Regions from separate parts of the Homo sapiens genome. Here all the other regions are linked to region 4. Evidence: chromatin loops called from intact Hi-C (ENCODE). Cell type or tissue: heart right ventricle. All regions are shown on one strand.

The links. A loop is a pair of places that touch in the nucleus more often than their neighbours do. Peaks named below come from ENCODE experiments on the same cell type or tissue, not always from the same donor. Only the 100,000 strongest peaks of a DNase experiment are listed, where the experiment ranks them.
Region 1: a loop joins it to region 4, with 13 times the contacts of the local background. A loop is called at or near these places in 99 of 110 quality-filtered maps.
Region 2: it touches region 4 in a loop (2.4-fold over the local background); 28 of 110 quality-filtered maps call a loop at or near these places.
Region 3: a loop joins it to region 4, with 2.7 times the contacts of the local background. A loop is called at or near these places in 31 of 110 quality-filtered maps.
Region 5: it touches region 4 in a loop (3-fold over the local background); 99 of 110 quality-filtered maps call a loop at or near these places.
Region 6: a loop joins it to region 4, with 2.3 times the contacts of the local background. A loop is called at or near these places in 20 of 110 quality-filtered maps.

Annotation. Positions count from the first base shown.
Region 1 is chr1:36,340,756-36,344,755 of GRCh38, forward strand. STK40 (serine/threonine kinase 40) reads right to left here. Exons shown (of 11, transcript NM_001282547.2): 8 at 3,365-3,509; 9 at 3,105-3,224; 10 at 2,609-2,693; 11 at 1-1,218. The coding sequence ends at 1,000. Among named protein-coding and RNA genes, the nearest start is that of EVA1B, 19 kb to the left of the region's middle. In heart right ventricle, CTCF peaks have their summits at 2,130 (motif pointing right) and 2,333; a DNase peak (open chromatin) is centred at 2,126; H3K27ac peaks cover 549 bases.
Region 2 is chr1:36,132,955-36,136,954 of GRCh38, forward strand. TRAPPC3 (trafficking protein particle complex subunit 3) reads right to left here. Exons shown (of 5, transcript NM_014408.5): 5 at 3,618-4,000. Among named protein-coding and RNA genes, the nearest start is that of COL8A2, 9.7 kb to the left of the region's middle. In heart right ventricle, a CTCF peak has its summit at 1,962 (motif pointing left); a DNase peak (open chromatin) is centred at 1,957; H3K27ac peaks cover 2,511 bases.
Region 3 is chr1:36,147,416-36,151,415 of GRCh38, forward strand. TRAPPC3 (trafficking protein particle complex subunit 3) reads right to left here and starts at 2,071. Exons shown (of 5, transcript NM_014408.5): 1 at 1,922-2,071. The coding sequence starts at 1,963. RefSeq lists enhancers at 1,741-2,401, 1,755-1,834, 1,965-2,624. In heart right ventricle, a CTCF peak has its summit at 2,277 (motif pointing right); DNase peaks (open chromatin) are centred at 2,246, 3,146 and 3,566; H3K4me3 peaks cover 2,750 bases; H3K27ac peaks cover 2,946 bases.
Region 4 is chr1:36,418,863-36,422,862 of GRCh38, forward strand. It overlaps OSCP1 (organic solute carrier partner 1), which reads right to left. Exons shown (of 10, transcript NM_145047.5): 6 at 3,906-4,000; 7 at 3,288-3,357; 8 at 1,614-1,753; 9 at 129-192. Among named protein-coding and RNA genes, the nearest start is that of SNORA63C, 2.3 kb to the left of the region's middle. RefSeq lists an enhancer at 2,376-2,875. In heart right ventricle, a CTCF peak has its summit at 2,132 (motif pointing left); a DNase peak (open chromatin) is centred at 2,139.
Region 5 is chr1:36,348,253-36,352,252 of GRCh38, forward strand. It overlaps STK40 (serine/threonine kinase 40), which reads right to left. Exons shown (of 11, transcript NM_001282547.2): 7 at 448-563. Among named protein-coding and RNA genes, the nearest start is that of EVA1B, 27 kb to the left of the region's middle. RefSeq lists an enhancer at 1,175-1,304. In heart right ventricle, no CTCF peak of the experiment used is centred here; DNase peaks (open chromatin) are centred at 1,863 and 2,819; H3K27ac peaks cover 3,256 bases.
Region 6 is chr1:36,297,655-36,301,654 of GRCh38, forward strand. It overlaps THRAP3 (thyroid hormone receptor associated protein 3), which reads left to right. Exons shown (of 12, transcript NM_005119.4): 10 at 3,232-3,430; 11 at 3,899-4,000. Among named protein-coding and RNA genes, the nearest start is that of SH3D21, 6.7 kb to the right of the region's middle. In heart right ventricle, a CTCF peak has its summit at 2,410 (motif pointing left); no DNase peak of the experiment used is centred here; H3K27ac peaks cover 1,323 bases.

The sequences.
Region 1 (4,000 bases), 78 kb before region 4:
TATGAGGCAAGGGCACTGGGATATGTTCCCACCATCCCCTAAACACAAGAGTAGGCTAGGGGAGCGTGCAGGCAGCCCCCGCTCACGGCCAGGCCTGCAGCCCAACCCATGGGCCCCTTCGCACTGGGAGTCCACGTGAGCTCAGTACCACGGGGAAGGATAGAGAAGGGAACAGGTTAACGCGCGTGTACAGCACCTCAGAGAAGCCACTGAGACGGGAGAGAAAGAGCCAGGTCTAGAAAGGCCTCCCATCACCGGCAGCAGAGAGGGACTGGTGGGCTGAAAGGGGACAGGGACTGGCAGGAGGGGCTTCCCTGCCTGGGGGTGAGGAGGGAGCTCACGTGTGGGCTGTGGATTCCTTGCTGTCCAGCCAGGCTGGGGGCAGGGAGTGGCCATGGACTGAGCCACCTAGAGATGGGAGAGAAGTTGGTATGGTAAAAAAATAAATATATTTGAGTTCGGTTTAAGATGAGGTGAAGGTTTTCCAAAGCTTGGACTGAGGGGCCTGGATCAGAAAGAGAGGGACGGAAAGAGGCTGTGGCAGGGGCCTGGGAGAGCAGGGAGGAGGGGAAGCTCGCTCTGGGGCCTGCAGCGAGCTGCACTTTCAGCTTATTTGGACTGTGGGGAGCAGCGCCCCAGGTCAGTTGGTGGCCGCTGGGGAAGGCCCTGGAGTGGGGTGAGCAGGCTCCCTCCTCCCTCTTGCTCAGTCCAGAGACAGCATGGTTAAAGAGACAGAGGTAGATTAAAACATCGTGATTAAAAGCAGATTAGTTATCTAGGCTTCTCAGATTTAAAAACCAAACAATCGAGCAATCATCCCAAAAGGTAGCTTCGTGGTACCTCTGCTGACCCCACGTGTGACCTGGGCTGTCCCTGTCCCTGCCCTGTCCCTATTGTGGCCCGGGAGAGTCCAGCACTACAGGGCCCAGCCCTGACAGCCACGCCTTTGGCTGGGGCTGGAAGAAGTGGCAGCAGTGCTGGTGGCCCCGGCTGAGGCTGTTATTTCCGCAGGTAGCGCTGCGCCAGGATGGCCGTGTCCAAGGAGGTCATGGGCTGTGCGTCGTGGCCCAGCCGTCGCACCGGTGGTGCGCTGCCGAACTGCCGCTTGGGTACCCAGCTCCGGGCGTCATGGATGGAGCTCTTCTCCTCGGCCAGCAGCAGCTGCTGACGCATGTAGTTCTCAAACTCGTACTGGGAGCACTCCTCCGTCACCTTCGCCTTTGAGGCGGGGAGGGTGGGAAGGAGACAAAGATAAACCCAGATGAAGGCAGCGCAGCAGACAGGAGGGCAGGCAAGAGTGCTGGCAGCCTGGCTCCTGCAGTCACCCTTCCAGGCACCACACCCTCAGGCCTCAAGGCCGGGGGTGGGAGTGGCGCTGAGGGTGGGTCCCTGACCCCCTCCAGCCAACCTCAACTCCCCTTGCAGGCCGCCCTGCGGACCCGGGACTGACGCAGACTCATGCTTCCTAACTCACTGGCTGCGTGAGAGGTCACTTTACCTCAGAAGCCTTAGCTGTCTGGCCCCTCGCAAAGGTTCTCTGAGCCCTGAGGCGGCTAATGCACGTCAAGAGGTACGAGCAAGCCCTGGGCTGGGGGCGCAGCACCTGGAGGAGCCACATACGCAGGGCCCCATGCTGAGCTCCCTGGGATGGTCTAGGCAGATGGTAACAGAAGCTGAAGTGGTGTCCCCGTGCCAGTCACCACAGGAGACAGCAGGGCTTCCGGATGAGACTTGGGTTCAAGGCTTAGCTCCACTACTTCTAAGCTGTGTGGCTTTGGGAAAGTCCTCTCTAACCCTGTTTCCTCTTCTGTAACATGGGGCTAAGAACACAGGCCACGCAGGCCCGCAGTGAGGGCTGAATGAGGTGCCCTCGGGGTAGGCACTCACTGCGGGCTAGTGATGATGATTTTAGCCAAACAGCTAAAGGGTGGAAGCTGGAGGTGGGTAGGGATTGGAACTCTCTTTCCTCGGGGGCCAGGAGGCTCTGGGAGGCTCTCCCAGGCACGGCCCCTCCTGGTCCTACCTGCACACTGCTCACTGTGGAGCTCCAAGGTGGGCCAGGGAGGGAAGGTCCTTCCAATATCCAGGGCCCAGCAATGCTGTTGCTCGGCCAAGCCCTGCCCTCCAGGGGGCACCCTAAGATCACCTGCCCTCTGCTGCCTGGTGCCCAAGTCTCTGCCCCCACCCTAGGCCCAACACTTTCTCCAGTGCAGGGAATGGGGAGGAAAGAAATAGGGAGAAATGAATCATCTGAAAAATGAAAAGCAGGAAGGGTGAGAGAGAACTCTGAGTCAGGGGGCAGAGAAATGTGACTTGGGCAGCAGGAGGAAGCTGAGAGGGCTGGCCTGGGCCACTTGGGCACTGGCTCCAGCTCGGCTGTCTCACAGGTCTCTCTGGCCAAAGATCTCCAGCTACACCAAGCCCAAGGCAGGCCCCAGGCAGCTCAGGCTGAGGACTGAAGTCTCCCTTTCCCACCCCAAGGCTGGGGAAGAAGACCAAGGAAACTCTGTGGCCTGCGGGTAGCTGCCACCTCTGCCCTTGCCCTGCCTGCCCCCAGAAGCCTGTCCCTTGGGGCTGGGTAATGGCCCATCTGCCCTCCCCAACTCACCTCCTGGGAGCTATCCGCATTGCTCATTTGGTCATCAATGTCAGGAACCACTTGCAAAGGCCCACTCAGAGATGACAGGGACTGCCTGCAGGGAGGCAGACAGGTCAGGCTGGCCCCAGAGAGACCAGGTCCATTGATCCCAGACTTAACTGGAGTCAGACACACCTGGGTTGTGTTCCTGCCATGAGAGACTGCTTCTCTGAGCCTCAGTTTTCTTATCCCATAAAGGGGGACAATTTCTCCCTTACAGGTGGTGGTGAGAACTCAGTGAGGCAATGCCCATGCCCCGCTGGCAGGGCCTGGGTAACTATGGCAGCCCATAGTTGCTCAACCTTCAGTTCTGCCTATGCCCTCCCAATCTTGTCCATGCAGAGAATCTGGAAATCTGACTCTAACTGGCAGAGAAGCAGGCTGACTACTGGCTGCTTTTCTGGGTAGGATGGGCAGAGGCCCTGAGGACGCAGCCTTGTGCCCGGTCAAGTGCCTGTCCACTTACCATGATGCAATGATGGCACTGAGGGCCTCCAGGACGTCGGCGGCGGCCAGGCGCTGCTGGGGGTCAAGGACCAGCAGCTTCCGGATGAGACACACGGTGTTCTCAGAAACCCGTCCATCCCTGAGGCAGGGAGTTGGGGAGGAGGGCTCAGTGGGTGGTGCTGGGTCTGTGGCCAGGATGCCCAGGCTCACTGTGCCGTTTCCCTGCCTTAAGCCCATCAGGCTGGCTGCCCCCCCCACCCCCCGGGAGGCAGGACTCACTCAGGAATGGTATACTCGGCAGCCTTGATCTTGCGGAAGAGCTCCTGCGGGATGCTGTCGTAGAAGGGGAACTGGCCATACAGCATGGTGAAGAGCACCACGCCCAGGGCCCACATGTCACTGGGCTTGCCACGGTACGGCCGGCCTACGGGCACACACATACCACACTGTCTTCAGGCCACAGCACCACCGTGGCTCACCAGCCTGGAATCCCACCTGGGACCCTCCACCTGCCACCCTCACTTCCAGTCCCCCCAGAGTCGTCCTCTGAGCTCCTGCCCGTGCTCCCCGCTCCCCTGTTCCTCAGGATGCACCTCTCCTGCCCCAAGGAGAGGGCTCACTCAGCACCTGCTCACAGCACCTGCCCCGCCCGGCCAGATGGCGAGCCCCTGGGAGCCAGGCATGGGTCTGCAGCCCCAGCACCCAGCACAGCAGCTCACAAGCAGGGGGTCAAGAACACTGGCACAGCAGATAACTAGCTGGCTCCAGATGAGCTGGCCGCTCCTCCTGTCACCGTCCCCACACCCCACCTGCCTCCTTCACAGCCCGGATGACTACTTGCAGGTCCCCTCCTTTGTCTACTTGTGACTCCCCGTCTCCCCTCTAGAAGGGAAGTTCTCAGGTGCAGGTGCCTCC
Region 2 (4,000 bases), 290 kb before region 4:
CAAACAGATCATGAGTTCAGAAGTTCGAGACCTGGCCTGGCCTGGCCAATATGGTGAAACCCCCATCTCTACTAAAAATACAAAAATTAGCCAGGCATGGTGATGCATGCCTGTAGTCCCAACTACTCAGGAGGCTGACACAGAAGAATCGCTTGAACCCGGGAGGCGGAGTGTGCAGTGAGCCGAGATCGTGCCACTGCACTCCAGCCTGGGCAACAGAGCAAGACTCCATCTCAAAAAACAAAACAAAACACAAAAATTAGCTTGGCGTGGTGGCATACGCCTGTAGTTCCACCTACTTAGGAAGCTGAGGCAGGAGAATCGCTTGAACCTGGGAGGCGGAGGTTGCAGTGAGCCGAGATTGCGGCACCACAGCACTTCAGCAGCATGGGTGACAGAGCGAGACTCTGTCTCAAAAAAAAAAAAAAAAAAAGAATTCACACACAGACACAGTCCCTAAGGAACATCAGGAAACAGGCAGACACTGAAACACAAAAACATACATACATAATGTGTAATGTACTGGATAAGAGCTTTGTGTTCAAGTCCTGACTATCTGGGTTCAAGTGCTGAATCCACGGTGTTACTAGCTGTGCTCCTTAGTCTCCTCATCTGCAGATAGTAGTAGGGCTGTGGTGAAGGCTAAATGAGAAATACATGTGAAGTACTGGCATATCACATGACTAGCGCTGGCACATGGCCACTCTGCAATAAAGATTAGCTATTGCTATGACTAACATTCATCCACATTCACTGGCAAATGTCCTCCTGCCCATGCGCACCACCCTCCCACCCCTCCTCTAGCCTAGCTCAGTCATAGATGCCCTCATGGTTGACAGTCCAGGCTCCCAGAGCCAAGAGGAAAGAGCAACTGCTTCTCTGCATCCCCTGGGCTGTACCTGAGCCAGCCCATGTGAGCTCCTCACCAGCTCTGGGTTCCATCAGAGATGGCTTCCTGGAGGAGGCCTGGACCCAAGGTGGGTGAGGGAGCCAGGGCAAAGCAGGAGAGTGCTACTCTGTGTCCTGGCTACCTCCATTGTTCTTTACAACACCCTCTCCCCCAACCTCTGCTGCAGCGGCCTCCCTCCCCCCACTCCCCCTTCCCACAGTAGAAATTTTCCTCTCTCCCCCTGCCAGAGTGTAAATTGCCCCCAGGAATGCAGTGAGTCCCACCGCTCCCCTGGCAGTGGCCGGCGGCTGTCCTGGGGTCAGGCCTGGCCCTACATCAAAGGCTGGGGATCAGTAACAGCAGCTCCTTGCCTGCCACCAGCCTCCCCTCCTCTCTCCTACCCTCCCACCGGCCCTTTGGCTTCCAAAACACAGCACATGGTAGCACTTAAGCTCTGGGAGGGCATTTTTCCTGCACCCCCACCACCTACTAGCCACAATGAACTACTTGTTAGGAGACTATTTTAATTTTACTGAATGCAATTTCTGCTCCTGAGGCTTCTGTTGCCACCCGCTTCTTGGCCTTGGATGCCCAGTACAAATGTAGGGGAGGCCAACCCCCTAGGAGAAGGTGAAACCTGAATATGGAAATTTCACTGGTGTTGGAGGTCTGGGGCAGAAAGGGACAGTGTTACATCAGGGGAATGGGGCTGGTGCTCTGGCCTCCACTCAGGAAGTAAGGGGGGTTGATTAGGGGAGGGCTCAGAGGTAGCTTGTACACAACTCAGGAGGCCAGCATGGGAGTTTGAAGTATGTATGCGGCCAGACATCCTTGGCCAACGCTCTCTTCTAATGTTCTGGCTCCAGCAGGCAGGCGCTTAGCCTGGCAGCTATATGTAAGCTTTGCTTTCAGGTCCTGTAGGGGTGGCTGGAGGAGGGGGAGCACTCTCAGCCTCCGGTCAGCCTCTAAGATTTGCTCCATCAGGTGCATCTTCTAGCAAATTCTGAAAACCAGGGGTCCGGTGGTCACTCTCTGGGACAGTACAGTGGTGATTTGGAGACCCCTGGTGGCCAAAGGCTGAAGACCGAGACCTTTCCTTAGAGCTCCACCCAGCCAGCCCCAGGCCCAAAGGCCACCAGCATCAACCCTCCATCTCCAGAACTCTGCCATGAGTCAGACTACCCAAAAATTCTTGTTAGTCAGCCTCTCCCATATAGCCAGGCTCACCTGCCCCATCTTGTTGGGAGGGAATGGCCTAGCTTAGGGGGCTGTCTCAGCCTCACAGTCATAGTAAGAGAGGAATGTGTAATCTACAACCAATCAATGACATGGGTGGGGACCAGGAAGTTAGTTTCCTGGGGATTGCATGTTCCAAATACTTCTGCAGTCCCCAGCTCTTTCTTTCCCTCAGCCCCAATCGTGGGGCTGTAACTGGGAAAAGTCACTAAGGGAGCTTTGTTTCCACAGTTCCCTAATCCTGTAATGTTGCCCAAGTTTAACATTGGGAAAGGAAATATCCAAAACGTCACGACATACAAACCGCTGCTCAAAAGTAGGCTGTGGTACCCGGAGGAGAGGAAGGGCCGAGGGTCCCCCTGGAGAAGGGAAAGGGCGGTGTAGCTTTTTTTGGCAGGGTTCAGACACTACATAAAGCTTTCCACATCTGGGCCCCAACATTCATTCCCTTATTCATTCATTCAGACTCTGGTGTGACTGGACTGAGACCCACACTAAGTGCTAAGGACACAGTTAACCAAAATTGAATCACTGCCCTGGGACCCCAAATTATAATATGGAGGGGGACATAAAGAGGCTCAGAGGATGTTCCTATATTTGGGGACACGAAACTGACCATCCCTCTTTGGTGGCCTAATCCAGCTAGAGCCGGTAAGTCCTTGCAAACTGCCCTTCTCAGTGGTGTCTCAAAACCCTGGTCCTACCCTTGCACAACCAAAACACATCTCAAGCACAATGCATCTAAAACTGGCTCCCCCCATCTCAGGCCTGCACACATACTTTAGGGAAGGCCTGGGACCCCATTTCCCTCCAACAACCTGAGTGTCTAGACCTCAGGGCCTTAGGCTATCCCCAAGCAGTGCTACCAAATACAGCCTGACACAATCTCTGCTTCCTCCTTTTAAGATCTATCCCAAGCTCTCTAAGCCTGGGAGAGGGAGCTGTGGCCTGTTCCCTTTTTCCCCCATAGTGTTAACCAGGCAGTAAAAGAATCTTCATTAAGAGCATGGGTTTTGCCCTTTGGCCCAGCTTTGAACCCTAACTTTTCCACTTACTCACCATATGACCTGGGCAACTTATGGCCTCCACTCTAAAAATGGAATTCTTGTGAGCTGGCCAATGCATGCAAAGTGTTCAGTAGTGTCTTTCAAGTGGTAAGCACTCAACAAATAGCACCCCAACAACAGGGTTTATATGGCCTTTCTAGCCAGACCTTCCAACTTGGTGGCCAAGTGCCCAGGATAGTTCATTTTAGGTATGTCTGGAATAATGGTCTGCTTCTAGATTTTGCTGCACACACTAGAGCCAAAAGCGACTCTGAAGGGGCTTCAGTTGCTTATACTGGCTCCCAGGTTTCCCAGACACTCTCGTCTGTGGAGAGAAGCCACTGCTAAACCAAGTCAAAGAAAGACAGGGCCCATGAACCTACCTGGTCTCCTCACACCATTGTAACAAAACACCTGGGGATAAGCAGAAAGAAAACAGGACATGATTGGGATTTCACTCAAGAATGTGTCTTTATTGAAGAATTTGTAAGAAAAAAGGATGTACCCTCTGTAAAAAGAGGAGATGTTGCCTCCAACAGCAGGGAGGAATGAGACCTGGGTGGCTTCCCAGAAGTCAGTGTTTCCGGCATGACTGGCTCCTTTCCTGGCAAACACTACAATGTGTCACACTACAGCTAGCAATTCCTCCCCACTCCCTCCCAGCCCTTCCTCCCTCCACCCCACAACCCTATAGCCATTTGAGGCAAATGGCTTTCTAAAGGCCCAGGGATAGATGTGCCAGGCTTGCCTCTTAATGGGGTCAAAGTGAGTTTTGCTTTGGAAAAATTCAAACAGGAATGTAAAATGGTTTGAGCTCTTTCTAGTCCAA
Region 3 (4,000 bases), 270 kb before region 4:
TTGAGCCCAGGAGTTCGAGACCTCGAGACCAACCTGGGCAACACAGGGAGACCCCTAGCTCTACAAAAAAAAAAAAAAATTAGCCAGGCATGGTGGTGCACACCTATAGTACCAGCTACTTGGGAGGCTGAGGCGGGAGGACTGCTTGAACTCGGGAGGTCAGGCTGGATGAGCCTCAATCATGCCACTACACTCCAGCCTGGGTATATCATTTAAAATTAAATAGACAGTGCTATGAAGACAACCAGCATAGAGTTAGAGGTTAGAGAATTAGGCAGGTAATCAGGAGGGAAGGCCTCTCAAAGGAGGTGACATTTGAGTAACTATGAATGAAGGCAGGAGTGGGCTAAGTGACTATCTAGAAGAAGGGAGTTCCAAGAGCCTTGAGGGCAGGAGTATGCTGCTGCCCCTCCCTAATTACCTTACTTCACTGAAACGAAGAATACTGGGGGCTGGGGGTAGAGTCTGCAGATTTTTGTTAAAGATTTCAATATTGATTTCAGGCTTAAAAAATGGATAAAATGAGAGCAAAGTACAAAAACTAACCAGGAAGACCTCTACTCATCTCATAGGAAAAGGAGAAAGAAACATTTACCATGCCCCTCACATTTTACACCATCCCATTTAATATTAGGTAGACATTACTATCCCCATTTTATAGATAAAGAAATTGAAGATCAATCAAGTAAGTCAGAATTCCAACCAAGGTCCATGTGTTTCCCCTTACCTGACATTGTTTCCTAACAAAATATTCTCGTCTTTTGGCCGGGTGTGGTGGCTCACCCCTGTAATCCCAGCACTTTGGGAGCCTGAACAGGCAGATCACTTAAGGCCACGAGTTCGAGACCAGGCTGGCCAACATGGTGAAACCCCGTCTCTACTAAAAATACAAAAATTGGTCAGGCGCAGTGGCTCACGCCTGTAATCCCAGCACTTTGGGAGGCCGAGACAGGCGGATCACCTGAGGTCAGGAGTTCGAGACCAGCCTGGCCAACATGGTGAAACCCCATCTCTACTAAAAATACAAAAATCAGCCAGGCGTGGTGGTGGACACCTGTAATCCCAGCTACTCGGGAGGCTGAGGCAGAAGAACTGCTTGAACCTGGGAGGCAGAGGTTGCAGTGAGCCAAGTTAGTGCCACTGCACTCCACCCCGGGTGACAGAGATTTCGTCTGGGGGCGGGGGGAGGGAGGGAAGAACGAAAGAAAAATGACCTAAGTCTGCAGCCCCAGCCCCTAGTCCAACTTTATAGGACCATATGGTGTCCAAACTATTCCCTGGGAAAGAAGGGAGCCACCCACTCCATTAGAGGGGCACCACTCACTGCTTACTCTGGCCCATCTCTTATTCCATTGAATAAAACGTTCCTTTCTGGCACGACCAGTATCTGAACATCTCTCACAATACCCACGCCACAGTACGAGACACTGTAGCCTAAGAGTAAAGCCTAACAGTCAGCTCCTAGCATTAGCTTTGGAGTTAAACACGGGTCCAAATCCTAACTTCCCAGGTGTAAATATGGGCAAATTACGTAAGCTCTCCAAGCTGTAAAACGGCAATGTTATCCATCTGATAGGGGCTACTCTGCAGATTAACTGAGATGCTGTAACGTGCGTGGCCCGGTGCCCAACACATAGTAAGAGAGAAGTTAAGTGGCAGTTATTGGTATTTATTACCGTCGTTGTTGTTGGCTTAGCACAGAGCTGCACTCAGGCCTTGGGGGCGGGGTCTCCTCCGGGGAACTTCTCCGACGGTCCCCTCACCTGCCTGGAACGCCCCCGGAGTGACCCAGCAAGAGGCTTCCCCTTGCCAGAGCTCACAGGAAGGCCCTTTTCCAAACGCACCTCGCGCTCGGCGCCGGGCCCCTTCCCTGTACGCCTCAATTTCGCCCCGCCCGCCGAGGTCACGCGCTCCAAGTTACCATTTTCTTGCTCTCGGTGCCACGGTTCGCCTGCCTCGACATGGTGCCGGCCGCCCCGCCCCACTCGCCTAGCCACGGGTTAGCTCGGCGACCCCTGCAGACGCCGGAGCCTAAGCCGCTGCCCCTCAGCCCACAAGACCGACCGGCACTGACTCACTGCGCCTGCGCGGCCTCCCGCGGGGCACCACGGGACTAGTGGTCCGGCCGACGTGGGCAACTCCCGCCCAACAAACGTCAGACTACAACACCCAACAGCCCCTTTGGCAGCACCGCCTCTTAACACAGTCAACTACAACTCCCGGAGTGCTCCGCGCGCGCCTGCCTGGTAGAGCCCAGCTTGCGCTGGGCAGCATCCTGGCCGCTGGGTGGCGTCCGCAGCCTTCGGTAATCCTGGGTCACACACACGCTTCCTCCTTGTCCCCCTCCCCCCGCGCCCGGCTCAGAGATGATGCTCCACAAATTCCTCTCTCGCCGGGGTTGGTCTTGGAAAGTCCCTCTTTCGAGCTAGCGTCTTCCGCTGTTGCGATTCAGCTCCAGAAGCTCCCAAGATGTCCCAGAAAACTAGCAATGACTCACACAGAATTGGCTTCTTCATTAGAAAAATATTTAATGACCTACTATGTGCCAAGCATTTCGCTAGTGTCTTTCTCTTCAGACTGCCAAACCCCAAATGATGCCAGCACCTGCCTTCTACCACCTGTGGCCTCGTGATGGAATATCCAGTCTTTTAGGTAAAGTTCAAGTCACTTTCTCCCCCTCCCTCCCCCTAGAACAGCTACACTGCCTGGTTCCCAGAAAACAAAGATCACTAACTGTCGTGGCCGTCAGTTCTGAGTTCTAATCCCAGCTTTGCCATTTTAGGCAAGTTGCTAAATCTCTCTCAGTTGTTGTAAAGACTGGTGAGCCACGCATGCCCAGCACTTGGGCGCATAAAAGGCATAAAAGAAACGTGTATTCCCTTCCAGCCACCCTCCAAAAACAAGCCAACAAACAGGCACCAGAAACACGAAGGGAATGTGCTGGCTGAACTCTCACCCATCACCAAGGGGAAGTCTATAGTCCCTGACCACAGCTCTTTGGTTTCAGCTCCCGCGGTCTCTCAGCTGGTCAACTCTGAGGAAGCTGGGCTGGGGGGTCCCTGAGCACTCTCTGTTCACTTAGGCCTGGTAGCCTGACTGTAGCAGCTGCATTCTGGCCCCTAGCCCTCACCATGACAACCAGCCTGTCCAGACACGAGCCAGCCAGGCTAGGGAGGGCTGGGGGGCCGCTGAGGCTGCAAGCTGGTGCCCAGGGTTCCCCCAGTCCCTCCCTCAGGGTGCAGGACCAATCATTATTATACCCTTTTCCCCAGACATTCTGTTTCCTCCCTAGAGGCAGTGACCCCTCACTCTCCATCCTGTGTAATGCCACAGGGGAGGGAGCCAAGGGCCGAGGGCTCTGGGAAGGAACTTGAGGGTTGGTTGGGGTTGGGGGAGGAAAGCAGGAGTCAACTAGCCCCCAAGGGCCAGCTCAGCTAGACAAGAGCCCTCTGCATTCCCAGGACAGAGGACAGCTGAGGTGAAAGCTGCAGTTGGCCAGCCGGTCTGTCGGTCTGGGCTCCTCCCTGCCGGCTGCCCTTGGCTGCCCACAGAAACCTGAGTCACACTCACAGCCAGCCACCCAACCCCACCCTGCCTGCTGTCAAGCAGGGCGGTTCTAGAGAGAGTGGAGGTGGAGCCTTTCCCTGCCTGTCCAACAGCCTCCGAGATTTTGCCTCTCTCTGCCTGGGATTCCTCCTCTTGGCGTCTCTTTCTCTTTGGGACTTGCAGTGTCATTAGTCCTGAATGAACAGTGGGGGTGGGGGCCATCTCAGGTTGATCTATATGATCCCCTCCTCACTCAGATAGGTTCTTAAAGGCTTCTTAGGCCGAGCACAGTGGCTCATGCCAGTAACCCCAGCACATTGGGAGGCAAAGGCAGGAGGAACACTTTAGCCCAGGAGTTTGAGACCAGCCTGGGCAACATAGTGAGACCCCCATCTCCATAAAAAATAATTTTTAAAAAGGCTGTTCTGTTATGAAATAGCCACTCTTTTGTTTA
Region 4 (4,000 bases):
AGTTGCGGTAAGCTGAGATCAAGCCACTGCACTTCACCTGGGTGACAGAGCGAGACCCTGTCTCAAGAAAAAAAAAAAAAGATGAGGAAGCGAATACGATTGGACCCTGTGTTATCCCCTGTACGTACCTGGGTGGCTTGTATGTTGATAACTTCATAGGATAACTCTTCTGGCCTGGTTAGCGCTGCTTGTCTGGATGAGATGGTAAAGAAAATGGGTGCAACATTAGGGTTCTTTCCCTGCCAGCATGGCAAACTGGCTCTTGATCAGTTGGCAACCTATTTTTTCTGCCTCATCTGCCATTTCTCTTAAACTTTCTACCCCATCTCCCACCAATGTACCCTACGACCTAGAAAGTCAAGTTCTTTTATCTCTCTGTGACTTTGCACATTATAAGCCCTGCCAAGAATGTTTCTTCCCTTCCTCTGCTTGGCAAACTCCAAGACCTAGATCAAATGCCAGCTCCTTCAATCTGCCAGTGCAAAGTCAGTCACTGTCCTCAATTAGCGCATTCATGACACAGCACTGAAATAACTTATATCTGTACACGTTCACTCTCCCACTAAGCTGAGAGCTTCCTGAGGACAGGCTCTAGGTCTTACATCTTTGCATTCCCAGGACTTTACATAGTACCTGTCACACAGAATTAAACAAAAGAAGTTATTAATAGTTCAATGAAAGGTGACACTCACGCCAAATACTTGGTTTTGAGGAGGATCACATGAGATAATGCATGCAAAAGTGCTCTGTAAACTGTAAAGCACTATAAATCACCGTGGGTGATTTACTATTGCTGTTGGTTTTGGGTTATACTGTCTAATACAGGGAAATCAAGCTCCAACCTCACTCTGGTTTCTTAACACACTGTCTTAATCTGGTCATCCTGGCTTCTAACACTGCTTATTCAGCTGTTCTCTGATAAGTAAAACATTATAACTCTTTTTTTGTTTTGTTTATTATCATTTTTTAGAGACAGGGTGTTGCTCTCTCTCCTAGGCTGGAATGCAGTGGCATGATCACAGCTTGCTTAACCTTAAATTCCTGGGCTCAGACGATCCTTCTGCCTCAACCTCGTGGGTAGCTGGGACTACAGGTGCGCACCATCACACCGTCTCTTTTTTTTTTTTTTTTGAGACAGAGTCTTGCTGTGTCTCCCAGACTGGAGTGCAATGGTGCAGTCTTGGCTCACTGCAACCTCTGCCTCCCGGGTTCAAGTGATTTTCCTGCCTCAGCCTCCCGAGTAGCTGGGACTACAGGTGCGTGCCACCACACCCAGCTAATTTTTTTTTTTTTTTTGTAGAGACGGGGTTTCACCATGTTAGCCAGGATGGCCTCGACCTCCTGACCTTGTGATCCGCCTGCCTTGGCCTCCCAAAGTGCTGGGACTACGGGCGTGAGCCACTGCACCCGGCCCCATCTCTTTTTTTGAATGACTCTGGAAGATTCAGGCCATTTCATCCTGGTGGGCTATTTAGATTATTAAATTTGTTGGTATTTTATTTGTGATATTTACACAAATATTTATAAGTGCCACTGGTTTGTAATAGTCATTTTGTGTTCTTGTCATGCTTGGGATTTTTATATGTCTTTAACGAAACAGGTTTAAAACATACTCCTCTTCTTCATCGGTGGTAAAGAGATTCAACCGGAATCCGGGCTCAGGGCCACTGGGTTTCTTAATCTCCATCCCTCCCATCAGCCTGGCCAAGAAATTCAGCTCTTCTTTAGCAAGAGGGTTTGGAGCAATGCTTTCCTGCAGAAACAGTTGCATGATTTTTAGCCACATGAAGGCAATCACATTTCCTGCTAAAACCTCAGAGACACAGGTAGGTATTATAAAATAAGGTAGAACAATTGCTATTTAAATTATTTCTGGGTCCAAATAAAGTGTAGAAAGCAGCCTTAACCAAAAGAAAAACAATCACGTCAGTAGCAGAGGGAATGTAGCAACTTTGCAAACCAGAGATTTTCATACTTTCCGCAAGAGTGGAAGCCCCAGGGATCCACGTTTCTCCTCTCACTACCTTCCTCCTTGAAGAAGTGTATGGCTTCCTTTCCTGTCAATCGGTTTCCCTCAGCATTTACAAGTCGCCTCAGTCCAGTCTCCTTCCAGAGGCGCTGCCACACTGCCCTCAGGTGGTGACGGCCGGGAACACACCCTCGAGTCCATTCCCTCCTCTCACAGTCCTCATCCTGCCTCATCCTGTACCCCTCTTCCTTGTAGCCTGGCCTCCCCTGTTCTGCCTCTCCCCTCACTCCACCACCAGTTACCTAAATGCAGTTTTTGTCTCATTTCTCCCTGGCTTGAAACAAAGCCCTCTGCCTCCTGTCGAAAGAACAAAGCCCAAATTGTTTACCACCCTTCCTGGTCAGGCCCCAGGGTCCTGTCCAGGCGAGTCTCTGCCAGCAAGCCTCCATGATACTGTGATCCGTTACGTAAGCCTCGTGGGAGACACCGCCATCCTCCTCCCGGGAACACTCTTGCCCCTCTGTCACCTTGGTCCGTGTGCCCATTTCTCCCTCTCTGCTGTTTCATAGTTTACCTACTCTAGAGCCCCACTTCAATATCCCCGCCTCTGAAATGCCTTCTTGATCCCTGTGATCCCTGTCCACTGGACAGACATGAATTCCTCTGGCACAGCACTTTGTGCAGGATCCCCAGCCAGCCCTTCCTCCACCTCATTTGAGTTGTTTCTTTCACCGTCTTTCCCAGGGTACCACAGGCCCCTTCAAGATGGGACCACATCTACGTCAGCTTCGTGTCCCTGGGTCCCCAGCCCATAGAAGCAGTTTAATAAATGTTTGCTGAATAATTTAATATTCTGTGATCTCTCCTACAGCTAGCTGGGAGCTAGTTCAGCGAAAACTTCTAAGGATGGAATTCAGAGAAACTAAAACCCCCCACTCTGACTTAGCTACCACGGTGCTATAGAGGGAAACATTAAAAAGAAATGTTTTAATGATCAGAATACACACGAGTGCTGATGTCAGCAATCACGGACCTAATGGCACTGGTACTACGCTACTGCATATGTCCTGGTGTGTGGTTCCTCTTAATTATGGTGGCCGAGCCAAGCCTAAAATTACCTAATTAGTGAGATCACTGGAAGTCTCCATGAAAAGCTACAATTAAAACCTGTGTACTCGTAAGGTGGAATGGAGAAGATTGCACACAACAGGGGAAATGTTGGCTAGATCCGAAATCTAAAGCGTTCTCACCTCTCTTTATGTAGACTTCCGTATCTAGAGAGAAGCTGTGAGGGTAGGCAAGGAAGGCAGAAGCTCACCTGGGTCCATGAGGCTAAGTTCTTTGATGATCCAGACACATGAGTTTCCACAGGCTGATTCACGCTGTACCTGGTGTGTCAACAGAAAATGGTGACATTATCCAGCCCCTTTCCACGGACTTCTCTCTAACTCGTAAGCATAGTTTGTAGCTTTTATTCTGAGACATTAAATAGCATCCAGAAAGGTGCTGTGGGTACAGAATGCAACTGAGTGTGTGTTAACCATTCACATTTCACTTCTTCCTAAAGAAAAACACCTGGGGAGGCTGGGTGGCAATGCCTCCTCTTGTGAAGAGTAACACGCATCACTGAAAATATATGCAGCTTTACAGAACGGATAAGTCTTTCTGGATTTCCACTGCAACACAGATTTTGGCTAGTTCTCTTGCATGGCTATTGAACATCATGTATCTTTTCATTCTGTTGAGTTGCCTTATGTTTGGCGTTCCTGGGTGCCCTTTGAAATGTCAGGCCTCTGTATGCAGTGTACCTAAGGGGAAATTACTCCTATTGTCGGCAGGGATTTTCATAGCAGAAGTCTGGCTGTTTCTCTTTTTTTTTTTTTAAATGAAGTGACCTCCCTTGGACTTGAATTCACTCAGAGAAGAATTTGCTTACATGTTAGTTCCCAGTTTCAGGACTCGGTCTCCATAAAGTTCAAAAGAACCTTCTTTGGGTGCAGGGACATAGTTTCCACCATGCTTGAATTCTAT
Region 5 (4,000 bases), 71 kb before region 4:
GGCCCCTGCGCACCTCTCTGGCTTCCCCTTGAACCAGGCTCACTTTCTGAGCAGCCTGCAATTGCTCCAACGTGCTGTGCTGCCTCTGGGACCCTCAGCCTCAGCCTAGTCACACATACCCAGGGAATTCCTAGTTTCCCTTAAGATCATAGCTCAACTGTCACACCTTGTGGGGAAAGTCCTCCAAGCACCCTTCATCCACTCTCACAGCAATCCCGTTCCTCCCTAGCACTAACCTCAGAGGAATTAAACATGCATTCATGTTATCATTACGTCTTCCACCTCCAACAGACCAAACATTTTGTATGGGGAGGGACAGTACTGGTCTGGGCCCCCAGTGAAGCCCCAGCACCTTGCCCAGGGCCTGCCCACAAATTTGCTGAGTGGACTGTCACAGAGCCTGGCTGTATTGAGCTTAGAGGCCCAATGTCTGGCACACACACGTACCGCTGAGCACGTCGGGACTGATGTAGGCAGGGCTCCCTCTCTGGTCCTTCAGCAGGTCCCCCTCGCTCACCAGATGCTTCCCGAGGCAGAAGTTGGTGATGGTTATCCGATGTGTCCTAGGAGTGGGAGACAGAGTGAACAAACCTCAGTGTCTATAGCAACAGGCACAAGACACGCAGGCAGGACACACCTCACTGGGCCAACACCCAATCCTGAACAGTAGGAGGTAGGCTTCTCGTCAGAGGGTGAAGCAGCTGCCCCGACCCCCTCTCCAGGGAGCAGAGCAGAGGAATCAGGCCCCAGACTTTTCTGGCCACCAGCCGAGCTGTCCCAGCAGGGATCGGCTTCTCTCCCAGGTATCTGAGTGTTGCACAGGCCATCCCTGGACCTGCTGCCCGGGCTGAATCTCGGGGTACAGCTTAGGGCTTAGAACAACTTTCAGAGATTTCTCAAAAACAGCCTCACGTAATATTCTAGACTGGGAGTGACCTGAGATTTAGTTCAATTTCCTCATTCACACATGAGGAAAAGGAAGTCCAGCAGAGGTGAGTGACTCCACCTTGGAAGGTGACCCAAGGGCTGGCCCCGAGCCACCTCCGAACCACGGAATATGTCAGTTCTCACTTGGCCCCACAACCACTGCAGAGGAAGAAACTGACAGTGGCCAATGAGGGGGATTTTCTCACGGTCCTGTTTCAGATGATACAACAAAGGCACAGGGAAGTGAAAGGACTTGGCCAAGGTCATGCAGCTGGTGAGCAGAAGAGCAGGATCCAAGACCAGGTCTGCAGGGCCCCAGAGCTGCACACACAACTGACAGCTGCCTCATGCCCAGATGTGTCCCTGGGCAGGGCCCCAGGCCCCGAATGACTTTTCCTTCTGTTCCATCAAAGCTGACTCATCCCTTACCTCGTACTTGTGACTCTGCCCTGGCTAGAACATCACAGACCCTCCCTCTGAAAGGCGTGGGGCAGGGCAGCTTTGGGCTCTGATCCTTTGGAGAAAACTCACATGTGGACAAAAGGAAGTGCCCCGAGAGGACCCTTACACCTTACACCACACTGGGGGCTGGGAGGGTGGGCAGGCCCTGTCTAAGAGGCCTGGGAAAGGTTTCCTGGCCCACTGGGGCAGGCAGTGAGGAAGGATGCCTCTCTACCCAACTGCCCTGCTCCTGTGTCGGCTGGCTGGGTGGAGAAGCTAGGGGGAGAAGCTGGGAGGACAACAGGAAGGAGAGCTCCATGGGGGCCTTGGGCTGCCTCTCCCTACAATCAGCTCTCAGAGGCAGAGGGCATGTGTGGCTGCTGGCGGATTTCCCCGGGAGCCGCATCCAGGCGGCTCTGAGAGCCCTCGGTGATCTCGGGGAATTCTGCTGGCAAAGGGCTCGATGCAAAACAAAGGCCAGCCCGTCCTCTGGATTCCCCACGGAAACGCCAACTCCAGCGCCTATACAGGTCCGCCCTGTCAGCTGCCATAGGAGTCTGACTGGTGGCCCGCAGGCGGCTAGAGCCTGATCGCACAGGTGAAGGGTCACTGCAAAGGGTCACTTGCACGTCAAGGAGTGGGCTGCTCTAGCTCTGAAGCTCCAGTGCCGCTGCCCTGAATATGGGGCTGCTCGGGCCTCTTGTCCAGAAGGTTCCCACAGAGCAGAGGCACTGTGGGTTTTCTCCCCTGGTCAGAGATGGCCGCGGAAGCTGCAAATGCATCCTGTGGGTCTCTGAGGCTCAAGACGCTGAGAGGAGGACAGCTCAGGAGAAAGTACGGTGGGTTTGGGAGCCAGGTTCCTAGTCCTGGCTCTGCCACTTCCTTGCTCTGTGAATCTCTTGCTAAACCTCAATTTCCTCATGCGTACAACAGTGAAATCCCAGCACCAAACTCCAGAACTGGGTTAGGATTCAGCAAGATAAGATAATCTCATGGAGGGCACTTAGCCCAATGCCTGGCAAATAGTAGAAGCTGGTGTCCTCTCATCTCCGATGGTTGGCACACCTGGTAGGAAAAGACTCTGTCTTGGAGGCGGTAGGGGAGAGGTGCCATGGTGTGACAACAGGCCCCGGAGAGCACATGCCAGTGTGGCTGAGCTTTCAACTCAACACTGCTGGTGGGACTTTCCCACCCTCTGCCAGGGCACGGGCAGGCACAGCTGAGGCTCTGCAGGGCTGAGCGGCAGGCGCACTGGAGTCTCTCCACAGGAAGTGGCACGGGCAGCTCCAAGTCCTCCTGAGGTTTGGCAACACTCCCCTGCCCTGCCACCACCACCCAAGTGGGGGGTGCATGGCTCCCCGGGAGTCCCAGACCCCCTAGTCTGGTCCTGACAGGAGGGGGCAATGGCAGAGTGGGACGGAGGGAGGGGACGTGTGTCAGTAGGATCGGCTCTGAGTGAGTCACGCTTTAGCTATGGCCCTCTGGGCTGCCACAGTGTTTTTCTCCTTTTCTAGGAACTTGGTATGTTGCTTGCCTACCAAAAAGAAAGGAGGAAGGAAAAAGACCCCACAGCACCTCACATAACCCCAGAAGAGGATTTCGAATTTCGATCCTTTTAAAATCCAAAGCGGGGTGAACTTGTTGTTGCAGCTGCCTTGCCAACACCTCCCCCTGTCTGCTCCTTGAGAGCTCTCTGCTCTGCTGAGAAGGCCTCCAGCTGGTCCGCCTACTGCTCCAGTGGAGTTATAGCCTGGCATGATGGGTGGGAAGGGGCTGGAGTGGGCTGGAGCTCCTTCAGGTCAACTGAACGAGGTGAGAGTGGGGCCCCAGAGCGGAGGGTGTGCCAGAGGACACACACGGAGCAGTGAGTCTCTCTGCACCACACTACCCTGCCACTCTGGAGCGCCCATGACTCAAGTAAAAGGCAGCCAGAACCTCTGTCTGCCCTGAGACACAAAAAGGGGGATTTATCAGATTCAGGAAGTACAACCAGGACACTGGGTATGAGTGAGGCATTGGCATTCTGCACCCTGAGGAGCACGCACTCACACTCACAGCAGAGCTGCTACAGCCACGCCGGCGTATGCAGGGAGGTGCGACCCCTCGACTACACTCCCAGGACCAAGGGGCCCTGGGGAAGTGAGAGTTGGAAGCAAATCCCCCAGTGACACAAAGGGCCAGGAGTGCTGGTGTGGTTAGCAGGCATGAGCCCGGCAAGTTCCCATGACAACCCTGGGATGTTCATTTACAGCCAATGAATGGCTGCTGTGGAAGGTCTGGGAGCTCTCTAGTCCAGCTGGAGGGCACATGGGCTCTGCAGCCAGATGGATTTAGGTGCCCAAAAAATATGCTCTCTCTTTGTGAACAGTAAGCCTGTAGTCCACAGCAGGATGGGACTGGCCCAAGGCCCCAGAGAGGGCCAGGGGAAGGGGCAGGACCCAATTTCCCAACTTTATGACAACTGGCTCTCCACAGCCCAGGGCTGGTTTGCTCGGGGCTCCCCACCACCTCCTCTCATGATGCAGAGCTATGGCTGGGGGACCGCTGGGCCCTCACCAGGGGTGTCCTCGTTGGCCACTCAACATGCAGCAGGCCTCATCTCCAGAGATGTGAGCCCATGGGTCCTGTTCTC
Region 6 (4,000 bases), 120 kb before region 4:
GTCTGGTCTTGAACTCCCGACCTCATGATTCACCCACCTCGGCCTCCCAAAGTGCTAGGATTACAGGCATGAGCCACCATGCCTGGCCGCGTTTTTATATCAGTTTTTCATAACCCCTTGAGATAAATTGAACAGTTGGTGTGATATCCATTTTGCCCATTTGAAAGATAAGCCAAGCTTAGAATAATGTGCCTTACGATCACAAGTATTGGCCGGGTGTAGTGGCTCATGCCTGTAATCCCAGCACTTTGGGAGGCCGAGGCAGGAAGATCACGTGGTCAGGAGTTCAAGACCAGCCTGGCCAATATCGTGAAACCCTGTCTCTACTGAAAAAAAAAAAAAATTAGCCGGGCATGGTGGCGTGCGCCTGTAATCCCAGCTACTCGGGAGGCTAAGGCAGGAGAATCGCTTGAACCTGGGAGGAGGAGGTTGCACTGAGCCGAGTTCTCAGCACTGCATTCCAGCCTAGGCGACAGAGTGAGACTTCATCTCAAAAAAAAAAAAAAAAAAAAATCACAAGTATCAGCTGACCTCAAACACGGATCTTTTGTTATACTTTGTCTCCCATTCCAATGTGTTACTTATGCATTAGGAGCCTTGGCAGCTTTTGGGGCCGCCCATAGATAAAGAACCTGCGAATCCTCAGCAGGGAATGGAAGTGGTAGTACAGTAGTGCCTGGGCCGCCACTTAGAAGTGGAACATGAACCCCTCAAGCATTTCAGAGTTGAGTCTGAATTACTAACTCTGATTTCCTCTCCCTGGAACACATGCCTACCTCTGACTTGCGATGTGACTTTGAACAAGTCCCCTGCAAACCCCGGTATTCTGTGATTTATTTATTTTTATTTTTTATTTTTTTGGACGATCTTGCTCTGTCACCCAGGCTGGAGTGCAGTGGCACGATCATAGCTCACGGCATCCTTGAACTCCTGGGTTCAAGTGATCCTCCTGCTTCAGCCTTCCAACTAGGCTGAGCTAGGAGTACAGGTATGCACCATGATGCCCGGCTAATTTTTAAAAATTTTTTGTAGAGACGAGGGCTTGCTATGTTTCCCATGCTGGTCTTGAACTCTTGGCCTCAAGTGATTCCCACCCACCTCCTTGGCCTCCCAAAGCATGGGATTACAGGCATGAGCTACCACACCTGGCCCGTTTTGAGACAGGGTCTTGCTGTGTCGCCCAGGCTGGAGCGCAGTGATGCAATCACTGGCCTACTGTGGCTTTGACCTCCTGGGCTCAAGTGATCTACCCATCTCAGCCTCACAGTCAGCTGGGACTACAGGTGTACACCATCATGCCTGGCTAATTTTGTATTTCTTGTAGAGTTGAGGTTTTGCCATGTTGCCCAGGATGGTCTAGAACTCCTGGGCTCAAGCAATCTGCCTGCCTTGGCCCTCTGAAGTGCTGGGATTACAGGCATGAGCCACTGTGCCCAGCCAGAACTTTTTTTATATAACTGAAGAATGACTTACCCAGGTGACACAGCTAATAAGAGACAATGCTGGCCGGATGCGGTGGCTCACGCCTGTAATCCCAGCACTTTGGGAGGCTGAGGTGGGTGGAGCATGAGGTCAGAAGATTGAGACCATCCTGGCCAACATGGTGAAACCCTGTCTCTACTAAAAATACAAAAATTAGCCGGGCATGGTGGTGGGTGCCTGTAATCCCCACTGCTCAGGAGGCTGAGGCGGGAGAATCGTTTAAACCCAGGAGGTGGAGGTTGCAGTGAGCCGAGATCGCACGACTGCACTCCAGCCTGGCGACAGAGTGAGACTCCATCTCAACAACAACAAAAAAAGACAATGCAAAGACTCAAATTTGAGGCCTTTTGAGAGTCTTTTTTTTTTGTTTTGTTTTGTTTTTGAGGTAGAGTCTCGCTCTGTCACCCAGGCTGGAGTGCAATGATATGATCTCGGCTCACTGCAACCTCTGCCTCCTGGGTTCAAGTGATTCTCCTGTCTCAGCCTCCTGAGTAGCTGGGTAGCTGGGATTACAGATGCTTTCCACCACACCCAGCTAATTTTTGTATTTTTAGTAGAGATGGGGTTTCGCCATGTTGGCCAGGCTGGTCTCGAACTCCTGACCTCAAGTGATCCAGCCGCCTTGGCCTCCCAAAGTGCTGGGATTACAGGAGAGAGCCACTACGCCCGGCCAGAGACTCTTATTTTTGAAAACCTCTTGAAATAGCACGGATGTTTAGTGGGGTCAGAGTTGAAGTTACATGAATCCTATCACAGTAACTTAGATTTCCCCTTTGTATGAATAAGTGTGTGTGGGTGAGGAGCAGGGAGCATGATGCCTTTCATAATGGAAGACTGAGGGAGGGAAGGACAATGATAGGTTACTGACATTTGGCTGGCTCTGCTACTCCTCCACTCCTGGGATCCTGGCCTTGCTGCCCCCTAGAGGTATTCAGTAACCTCCACTATCACATGGCAGGGCTGGTACTGACTTTAGTACATAGATAATGACTCATCGTATTAAGCTAATTTGCCCTAGTCTGTAATTTCCCCTAGATGAAGGAAAGGGAAGGGAAATAACTCTGGGAGAGTTGCGCCAGATCCTAGGCTTAGTCACACAACCTGTTTGAGCTCAGTGGGAGGTAATATGTGGAGTCGTGGTATAATTAGTCAGAGCTAGGTTAGAATCCAGACTCTGCTCGCTTCTCTCACCTGAGCCTCCTACCTGTAAAATGAGGGAAATAATACTGAGTTGTATTGTCCTTTACTGCATGCCAGCTATGTTGGTGTAAAGTGTTTAAACACAGTGTTTATTTAGAGAACCCTGTAAGACAGGTAGCATTCCTGTAAGAAATAAAAGTAATAGAACGCACTAACAGATGATAATATACAAAGCTATTTATCTGGCCCAGTACCAGATACTTTGGAGCTCTCAATATAGTGTTAATTTCCTTCTCCCTTATTAATTCATGCCTGTATCTTAGACTGAGCTCCTGGAGGCCATGGACTGTGTTTTGTTCCTGCTTCTATGTATGTCATATGTTTATCACAGACTCAGACATAGATGTGTCACTGAACATGACTGACAGAATTGAGAGGAAGTATCTTGGGTGGGTAGGTTGGGGGTGAGCTGGCTTTATAAGGTTACTCATCATCAGTTTCTTCCATCACAGGCATACTTTTGATTGCCCTGTGCTTATCCATGAGGCCCCAGCCAAGCAGTGTCCCTTAGAAAGATGATTGATCACCCTGGCTCTTCTCTTTTCACAGGAAGCATCGGAGAGCAAGAGACAGGTCCAGATCCTCCTCCTCTTCCTCCCAGTCATCTCACTCCTACAAAGCAGAAGAGTACACTGAAGAGACAGAGGAAAGAGAGGAGAGCACCACGGGCTTTGACAAATCAAGACTGGGGACCAAAGACTTTGTGGGTCCAAGTGAAAGAGGAGGTGGCAGAGCTCGAGGAACCTTTGTAAGACCTTCCCCTCTCCCCCTTTCTCTGAGACCCTTGCTCCTACCAGCTTTGATCACGTTTCATCAGAATACCAGTTTTGTTGCCTTTGACATAAGTAATCCAATCCAAAGACCCTGGAATCTTTGGTTCTCCTTCCCACATTTCCTGGCCTTTCCATTTTTTGTTACTTTTCTGTTCATAATCACTTAGCTAGAAAGCCTCTTATGGCTTCTGGTCTCAGAACTTCCCCCACTTAACCTTGACTACTGCTGTTTATAGGGAGGCCCTTGGGGCAGGTTTGTCCTCTGTGTAGGCTGCAGACTTGAGATGAGCAGAAAGGGAATGGCTGGAAACCAGCTGACCAGCATATGACTGGAAGACAGCTGTCTATTCCACACCAGAAAAATGTTTGAACAAAAAGCAGGGGGGTTTGTTCCCCATTCCTGGCATGATCCTTTGTTCTTTTTCCCTCATTTATTGCAATAGCAGTTTCGAGCCAGAGGAAGAGGCTGGGGCAGAGGCAACTACTCTGGGAACAATAACAACAACAGCAACAACGATTTTCAAAAAAGAAACCGGGAAGAGGAG